2 separate regions of the Homo sapiens genome follow, and region 2 is linked to region 1. A link is an interaction called in ENCODE POLR2A ChIA-PET data of the cell type or tissue named here. Cell type or tissue: MCF 10A. All regions are shown on one strand. Links, peaks and the distances in the headings refer to the core of each region. The heading gives the core; the rest is flanking DNA.

The links. Peaks named below come from ENCODE experiments on the same cell type or tissue, not always from the same donor. Only the 100,000 strongest peaks of a DNase experiment are listed, where the experiment ranks them.
Region 2: POLR2A ChIA-PET joins it to region 1 with 5 read pairs; 2 of 35 experiments call an interaction of 5 or more read pairs at or near these places.

What each region holds. Positions count from the first base shown.
Region 1 is chr13:37,490,565-37,494,974 of GRCh38, forward strand. LOC124903159 (a long non-coding RNA gene) reads left to right here. Exons shown (of 4, transcript XR_007063761.1): 4 at 1-269. Among named protein-coding and RNA genes, the nearest start is that of LINC01048, 8.0 kb to the left of the region's middle. In MCF 10A, for the core only: no CTCF peak of the experiment used is centred there; no DNase peak of the experiment used is centred there.
Region 2 is chr13:37,427,564-37,431,973 of GRCh38, forward strand. The region is part of intron 2 of LOC124903159 (a long non-coding RNA gene); the gene reads left to right. Among named protein-coding and RNA genes, the nearest start is that of LINC01048, 55 kb to the right of the region's middle. In MCF 10A, for the core only: no CTCF peak of the experiment used is centred there; a DNase peak (open chromatin) is centred at 2,628.

The sequences.
Region 1 (4,410 bases), core at 146-4,145:
AGTTTTTTGTTTTTGTTTTTTTTTTTTTTTTTCCCGGAAAAGTTTAGACATCTTGTACACAGACATCAAGATCTAAAAACGGAGGCGCCAGCTCTATTTTACAAAAATATCTGATAGTATCTTATTGAAGAATGTTGGAATCATTCAAGCGACTGCTTCTATCCAGTTTCCACGCTGTCTGAAGATCCTCCTTGAAATCCCATGTAACCTTTAGTATAATGCCCACGTTAAGAAAAGTGGGTCAGTGATTAAAGACATATTGAATCATGTTTCTGGCTTTTTGTGTTTATAAATTATGTATATAATTATAAATATAGTATTTATATAAAAATATAAATGTATACATGTTTATATTTATTATAAATTATTATAAATAATCAGTAAAACATCAGTGGACCAAACATTCTCTGTACAATTAATTACGCAGATAATAGAGTACCTAAGAATCTCTTAAAAAATGAGTGTAACATATGTTTGTTTAGTACACAGTCTGTAGAAGAGAGTTGTTGGTAATGTACTGTGGACTGGGGTCATATTGCCGGTTCCCATGCATTTTCCTTGGAAGATAAAGACAGCGATCAGGTTTCAAGTCATTCAAGACAGAGACACAAGCAAAGGCACAGATATTTGAAGGTAAATAAATAGGCAAATTTGACTAAGGAGGATGCTATGCTAGTATTTGTTATAGTATTAGTGTTAATATAAGGTTAATGCATGTTAGTTAGAAAGAAATAATGCAAAATTAATCTTCTTCCTCTCCCATTTGAACTATATAATTAAATAGTACATTCATCTTAATATTCAGGTAATATTTAACCAACTCAGGTTAGTCATATTAATAAACCTATCACAAGCTGAAAACAAAATCAAGAGAAATCAAAACATTGACTTTTAACTCCAATCTTATAATTACTTTAAAATATTCAAACAGGAGGCTTTGGGAAAGAGAGTGACTTGTATTTAAATGGGCATAGTAAGAGTGAAAGAAACAGAGAGTACTGCTCTGCCCCAGGCACTGTGCCAGTCATCATGCCCACACTAACTAGCTTACCACCTGATTTAGAAGCCGCATTAACCAACATGAATGGGTTCTTACCCTTGGTGCCTACCTTTGCCTTGCCAGGACATGATGGACAGGGCCCTGGGAAGCCTCTGAGAAGAAAGTGAGGACACAACACACAGTTCGCTTTGAAACTATAGACAAGGTGTAGCATATGGCTTTGATTTATTAGTATATGCTTGTAGTCAGTGGCTTCGGGTTTTAGAGAGGACACTTTCGAATGTATTTCTGTGCTGATTCCAAGGTGTTTTCAATTAATGCCCTGAAAAGCTTTCAGTTTCTCATTTACTTGGCTGATGGATGGCTCCTTAGATGTATATTGGCTCTTGAAGGGTTTCTCTGTCTCTGAACAAGGGTGAAATTAAAGAAGCATTTTGTAAAGTGGAACTTTTGCCCTGGCAGGAGGAACCAGACATTTCCACAAATAAACACATGCATCTGTGAATCTGTAAATAGATTGATTATTATTTTTTCTGTCAAGTGATTAAGAGCCTAGGGCTAGTTAATTAGCAGCTAATGAGAGAGAGAGTGTGTGTGTGTGTGTGTGTTCTACTGGTGAAGCTCTCATTGTTAAACTAAAATAGGCCTAAGGGTGTTGATGCAAAAAGAAGGTATGTGCACTGGACTTACAGAAAGAAACAATAATTCTTGGCAAGAAAACAGAAGTCTTGCATCTATGAAAACATTTTGATCAGCTGAGATCAGGCTGATTTTTAGGTTCAAAATACCATCTTCACCCACAAAATCCTAAAAATTTTAGCCAAAAAGGGGTAAGGTTTATGTTTAAGAAAAAAATAGAACTACTTTGTGGATCCTGGTCTGCCAAACCTGGTTCATTTGTTCATTCATTCAACAAATCGTATGGAGTGTCTCTATGCCAGGCACTCTTCCATGCAATAAGGACACTCAGAATAATGAACAAGACTAATAAGAACCTAATTTGTCTTGAAAATTAAATGTAAAATTAAAATGTAAATTAAAATTTACATTTTACAAGAGGATTTTTTATCATCTTTGCTGAAAATTCCCCCAAATATCTCTAAAAAGTAGTGGCAATCTACATTTTCTATTTCTTTTCTTCTTTCAATATTTTTTTCTCTCTCTCTCGCCAATTTTAATGCAATTTGTAAATATATTTAAGAGAGAGAAAGGTGATTTTTAAGTTAAGTACTAATATTGAGGACCTCTGACTTTTTTGCTTAAGACATAATCATCTTTTGTCGTGGGAAGAAGCACCACATTCCTGTGGTCTTGGTTGACTGCTGAAATGCTTTCACAGGTTTGGTGGTGTCCAGCATTGAGAGCTAGTGCTCCTTTTTTGGTCTGCATTACTTATCTCCCTGGGCAATCTTGTAGAGGCCATAACTTCTGTCTCCTTAAATAGGCTGCTGGGTCCAAACTCAATTTCCAGTCTGGAATTCCCCTTCCCATAGCCACGAAGTGTTTCTAAATCTTTCCCAAACACTGGGAGAACTCAAAGATAGAGGCAAATGTTGGCTCTACATCATAGTATCTGTTGTCTTACAATTAAATATCCAATGCCTACAATTTTTCTTCATAGTATTTACATTGGGTTAGACCATAGTTTAAATTTATCATCAGAGACTTTGTATTTTTCTTTGTACTTGAAGTAGTGTTTATGCTGCTCAAGTCATGGGGAAAAATTATTAAAACAGGTTGGATGCTGCTCAAGCCAAGAATGAGTTGTAAATTAGAGGCAATATGATGTCATAGTTAAGATCATGGCTCAGGGGCCGTGCTGCCTTGGTTTAAATCCCAGCTGACTTTGGACACACAATTTGCTCCTCTATCAATGAGAGTAATACCATCCCCTTCACAGAATTGTTGTGAAGGTTAAATTAGCTGTTACATGTGAAGCACATAGAACATTGCTTGGCATATAGAAAGCCCTATATTACTTTCATTATTAGGAGTAAGATTATAGTCAGGGATAGGGGAAGGTCATTGCTAAATTAAGAAGATAAAAGTTTAAGCCATGACAGAATAGGTTAAAGTTTGGAACTGACTTGTATGTTACCTGTGACTGCATTGGGCAATTAAAAAAAATTTAGTATGACACCAAATAGAAAACTAACTTTCATTAATAATATGATCTCATAAAAATAAGTGGAATAGTGAATGAGCATGTTGAACTAGGAATTACATAACTGATAATTCAAATTTGCTCTTCTGTCAACTGCCTTTCATATCCTTGGGGAAGTTTCATTTCATGTTATCTTTTTCTCATTGGTTTATAGGATTTCTTGTGTACTTGGCTTATTAGGGGAAAGTCTCCACTTCTCTGGTTTCATTTTTCCATGCAGTGAATTGTCCCCAGAGTTGACGCTCTTGGTCTCTTGCCCACCTCTTATTCCTTTCTCCAAATGAATTATTTCACTGTTAAGATTAGGAGTATCTGAGCATGTCCTGTGCGGCTCTTTCTGAGCTACTCTTTTCTTGGAAACAGGAAGAATACAGGACAAGCGCATAGGTCTGCTCTGTGCCATGGAGCAAGGACCCTGCCCTTGTAGGAGAGACCCATATTTGTCCAGCTGTGTCAGTATCATATGGCTAATTCTAATAAAAGATGAAATATTAAGAAACTCACTTGATTTCAGATGCAAACCATGTATTTTTTTTCTTTTGCCAATTAGGGTCCTGGCAGGAAAGAGATGTCCACTCAAATCAGCTCTCTTAGGGCAGCTTAATAGGAGGACCATTTATAAAGATATGGACAGGTTAGAAAAACCAACGAGGGAGGGTAGGAGCTATGAGTGCCTGCTAGGAGCTAGGTAGAAGACAGGGGACACAGTCTTAACTGTTATGCTAACTTCACTGGGTGATGCCAGTGTGGATATATTCCAGAACACTCCAACCTGAGATCTGAAATGCTACATATCCTTGATGTTTAGCATATGGATTAGCAGGGGAAGAAAGGAAGAGAAAAAAAATCCAATGGTTAAATTGTAGAACACAGAGTTGTTCTATACCTGCTTCTACAGTTCTCTGTGAGATCTGAATTGAGACTTACACTTCCTTCTTCCATCACCATGTTCCCCTTAATGTCTGTCAACACCTTGGCTGTTCGGAGTTATTTACCTAACGTTGTGCACCAAAACTTCATTTATGTCAGATTTCAGTGCTTACTGATCCTCTCTTCCTTGTGTTGTCTCCGTTTTTCTTTGATTATGACTACTGATGAAGGAAGTACTAAGGGGTGCCAAGCAAATTCCCTGGGTTTCTGATACAGTCTTTTATTTTGCCTCCCAACCAAATATCTCAAGTGCAATTAGGATCAATAATCCTGACATCTTCTGGGAGATGGAACTGGTGGTAAGACTAGTAAATTC
Region 2 (4,410 bases), core at 303-4,302, 63 kb before region 1:
CCAAATAAAATCAGAAATGAAAAAGGAGACATTACAACTGATACCACATAAATTGAAAGGATTGCTAGAGGCTACTATGAGCAATCATGGGTGCCAATAAATTGGAAAACCTAGAAGAAATGAATAAATTCCTAGACACATAGAACCTGCCAAGATGTAATCATGAAGAAATCCAGAATCTGAACAGACCAATAACAAATAATGAGACCGAAGCTGTAATAAAAATGTGATAGTTTCCCTCCTTTCCCTCTCTTTTCACCAGAATTTTCTATAAGCATGGTAGAGTGGTGATCTTAATCATTTATCCCAAAAGTTACAGCCTAGTGAGAGAGGAGCATGCCTAAGTTTGAGGAGAGCTAATCAATCATCCAGCAGTAGATGCAATGCTTGATGAACTCTTTTAAGTGGGGTGTTTAGCTATTGTTACCTGGAAATGTTAAGTGTGGGAGTTCATGTATGTACTGACGTTGAGTAGCCACAAGGTGGGCTGTGACTAGCAATGCAATTGGCTTATTACACACCCACTTAGGGTCTGTGGTACCTACAAATATAAGTGAAAGATAAAAGCTACATTTATCAGATTGCTTTTCAGCTATGGTGTGCTTATGACCTAGGTTTTAGCCAACTGGACATTTTCAGAATGGTGATCATGAGTGAAGAGATGGGATATTCTGTCAAGAATGCTGGCAAGTGGATTTGTTTTTCTTGTAGGGCTTGAATAGTGACAACAGCTTCCTTATCTGGCTACTTTCTAATTACGGAGCAAAGTGTTGACAGCAGCTGCCCTTTTAGCTGGAAAATTTTACCACGTGCTTCTGGGAATTATCAAAAAGTCATTCTTTTACTTCAGTTGTACTAAAGATAAAGGGAACTGTCTCATAATTTTCCTCAGATCAGCTAGAGCACATTCTGTCATCTTTAATAATGCTTATCAATATAGATATTCTTGCCATGTTCATTGAACCAATATTTAGTCTTTAGTATATGCCAGGCAAGACAGACAATAGACAACAAATGTAATCAGTTAAATTATGCAGTATGTTAGAAAGTGTTAAATTATATGGATGTTTTAAAAATGTAGATGAGAGAAAAGAAAAAGGGAAATGCAGAGGGAATAGAAGTGTGGAGAGTTGGCTGTAATTTTTAAATTGAGTGGTCAAAATAACCCTCATGAAATAAATAAGGATTAACGCATTCCAGTAAAAGGAAAGAGCCTGTGCAAAGTCCCTGAGGTGGCCACATGCCATGTGTGCTGGAGAAATAGCAGAGGCGAATGTGAAGTGAGCAAGGGGATGAATTTAGAGAGGTAATGCTACACCACTGGGAGGAATTTGGCCATTTCTCTAGTGTCATTGGGAACCTCTGGAGACTTTTGAGAAGTATGACATTACATTACTTATGTCATAAAAGAATAGATTGTAGTAGGAAAATAATAGAAGCAGAGAACTTGTGAGGAGCTATTGGGTCATCAAAGTGAGATGTGATGGTGGCCTAAACTTAAGTGGAGTTTGTGAGGGGCATTGGGGTTTGGATGTGTTCTGAAGTTTGAGCCAATAGTATTTTCTGAGATCGGATGTATGGTGTGAGAGAGAGGACACAGGTATTATTCTAACAATTTTAGGGCTGGGGAAATTTAAATACAAAATTGGCCTCAGTTATAAGAGGGTGGAGACAGTTTATGACCAATGGCTCTGTCAAGGCAATAGTCATCAGAATATAGATGGCATTTAAAGTCTAGAGTCTGGATGAGGTCAACAAAGGAGGAAGTGATGATGGGGAAGGGTTCAAGAACAAATTGTTGGAAGACTCCAACTTTAACAATGAGAGAAGAGGAGCTAATGCAGGAGACAGAGCAATGATTGAGCAAGTGAGGAGTCCCTAAGAAGGAAGTGAGGACAGTGTACTTACGAAGACAGGGTGAACACCTGTGTCAAGTGCTATGGAAGAAAGATAAAGTTCGAGAATTAACCATTTTACAGATGCTGCTTGACTTACGACGGGGTTATATTCCAATAAATCCATTGTAAGTTGAAACTATTATAAATAAAAAATGCGTTTAATACACCTAATCTACCAGACATTATAGCTTAGCCGAGCTTACCTTAAACATGTTCAGAACACTTACATTAACCTACAACTGGGCAAAATCATTTCATTTAACACAAGGCCTATTTTATAATAAGGTATTGAATATCTCATGTAATTTTGAATACTGTACTGAAAGTGAAAATAAGAATGGTTGTATGGGTATTCAAAGTGCAATTTCTACAGAATGCTTACCACTTTCACACCATCATAAAGTAGAAAACCTCTAAGTTGAACCATCATAAGTTGGGGACCATCTGTATTTGATAACTGAGTAGTCATTAGCAATCTGAGAGGAGCAGTCACAGTAGAGCAGTGGGTTTGAATTGTTTAAGATAACATGCTTGCTGAGGAAATGGTGACTCTAAAAACAGATGAGTCCTCAGGGATGTTTGATGCAAAAAGTCAAAGAAAAATGAGACAGTAACCTACAGGCAAAGGAGATCACTCAGAAGACCAGAGATCAGAGTTGGAAACTACATCGGGGAATAAGTCTTTTGCCTTAGTGATTCAGCAGAGCTTGCTATAAACAGATGAGTAATATAAGCTGTTGAGCAAGGATGGATATGAGAATAGGCAAGATGATCCAAAAAAGCTAAATGGCGCCATGAGACCCAAGACCACATGCAGACAGCAGTGAGCTTAGTGCTTCAACAGACAGAGATTGCAGGAACCATTTTTGAATTGGGTATTATGAAAATCAGATAAAAATTATTTAAGAAATATGAAGCTGTGTAAAATAATTTAAAAAAAGGTGATAGTGAAAAGCTAATGCAACTGAACTCAAAATTTAACTCAGAGCTTCAACCCAGTAGGCAGAGTGTTATAAATCTTTCATTATCCAGTAATGGGAAGGTTAGCAGTTTGTCAACTATATTTATATTTTTATTCTGGCCCTGAGATTAGAGAGAAATTTGTCATGTGGATGTTTTCTTAATGACAAAATTAATAATGTCATTGATAATATTTTTGCAACAATTGGAGGCAGCTTATGTGAAAGTGAAAGGCATAATGTGAGGTCAGGCATAGCCTGTTCCAATTTTGTGGTTTTATGGATATCTGGTTTAATGGAGGACTCAAGTTTGGAGACTTTAGGGGCATACATAGCTGCTATAGTTACCAGGTATTTGGTCATTACTAAAAGCTGAGTAGGGTAATTTGAGATGGGAGTCACTAGTAAAAAGCCAGGACAGGTAAACTAGAGATTCATGTTAGTTGTGCAAATGGCAGAGATGGTATTTTGATGTGAAAATTCCAGACCTGTTTTCTTACCTTAATTAAGGGCTATCCACCTCTTCATGAAGGTGGGCTGGAGGAATGCCTGCAGCCATACAGCACATTTCCCAATAGCAGTGTTCAAGCCTTATCTGTGGTTGAAAAGAGACACCAGTTTTTTACATCTAAATAATATCAAATGCCTCCATCTATCACACAGAAACTCAATATGGTTCTTGTCACACATTCAGTTCTAGTGATGACTATGTACCAATGAGATGAATTGCAAAAGACTCCCCCAAAAAATGTGTTAACATTTGAATGACAGATGATTTTTCTATATAGCTGGCATAATGAATCTGCTGAAAACAACAACAATAACAACAACAAATGTAGTTAGGCATAATTTATAACTCTGGATGTTTTTCCAGACAACAATTAATATTAATGTCTATTATTAGTTGACTACTTACTACATACCACACAAAACATTAAGAGCTTTATAGAGATTATGTAATTAGATCCTCATAACAATTGGAAATAGTTTTATTGTCCATTCGACAGACGATATTAATAAAAACTTGTGTGATGTTTCACAAGTAGCAATCAGAGGCCACGAATTAGAGCACTCAAACTATGGAGCTTATAATCTTAGTCACTAAACTGTCTCACCTACTTACTTGCTCCCTCTACTTCGTAGATGGTCCTGGAAAAAGGAAATTTCAGGTACTAAAGGCATTTTTATCTTCCCATTTGCATGGCAGAAGAACATATGAAGAGCTGGCCTTAGAGTGATAATAAATTAGGTACAGCTTGAAAAAATGGTGTAAGTGTGTAGAGGGAATGGGGTGTGTTATGAGTGTTGTGCGTGGGTGTTGGAGAGAGAAGGAAAAATTAGAGACTACAGTATTTTCCCTGTTTCACTACTTTTTGAAATTGAAACTAGCTCCAAAAGCTAACCTTAAAATATGTGAAACCTATTAAACTGAGAGTTCTTGAGATGGAAGATCTGTTTTTGTTTAATTGTACTATCAATTGGCTATGAAAACATGGCTTTATTATGGTATGGGGAAACCAGGAGTGTAGTAATTATGCAGGTAGCTCTGAAGT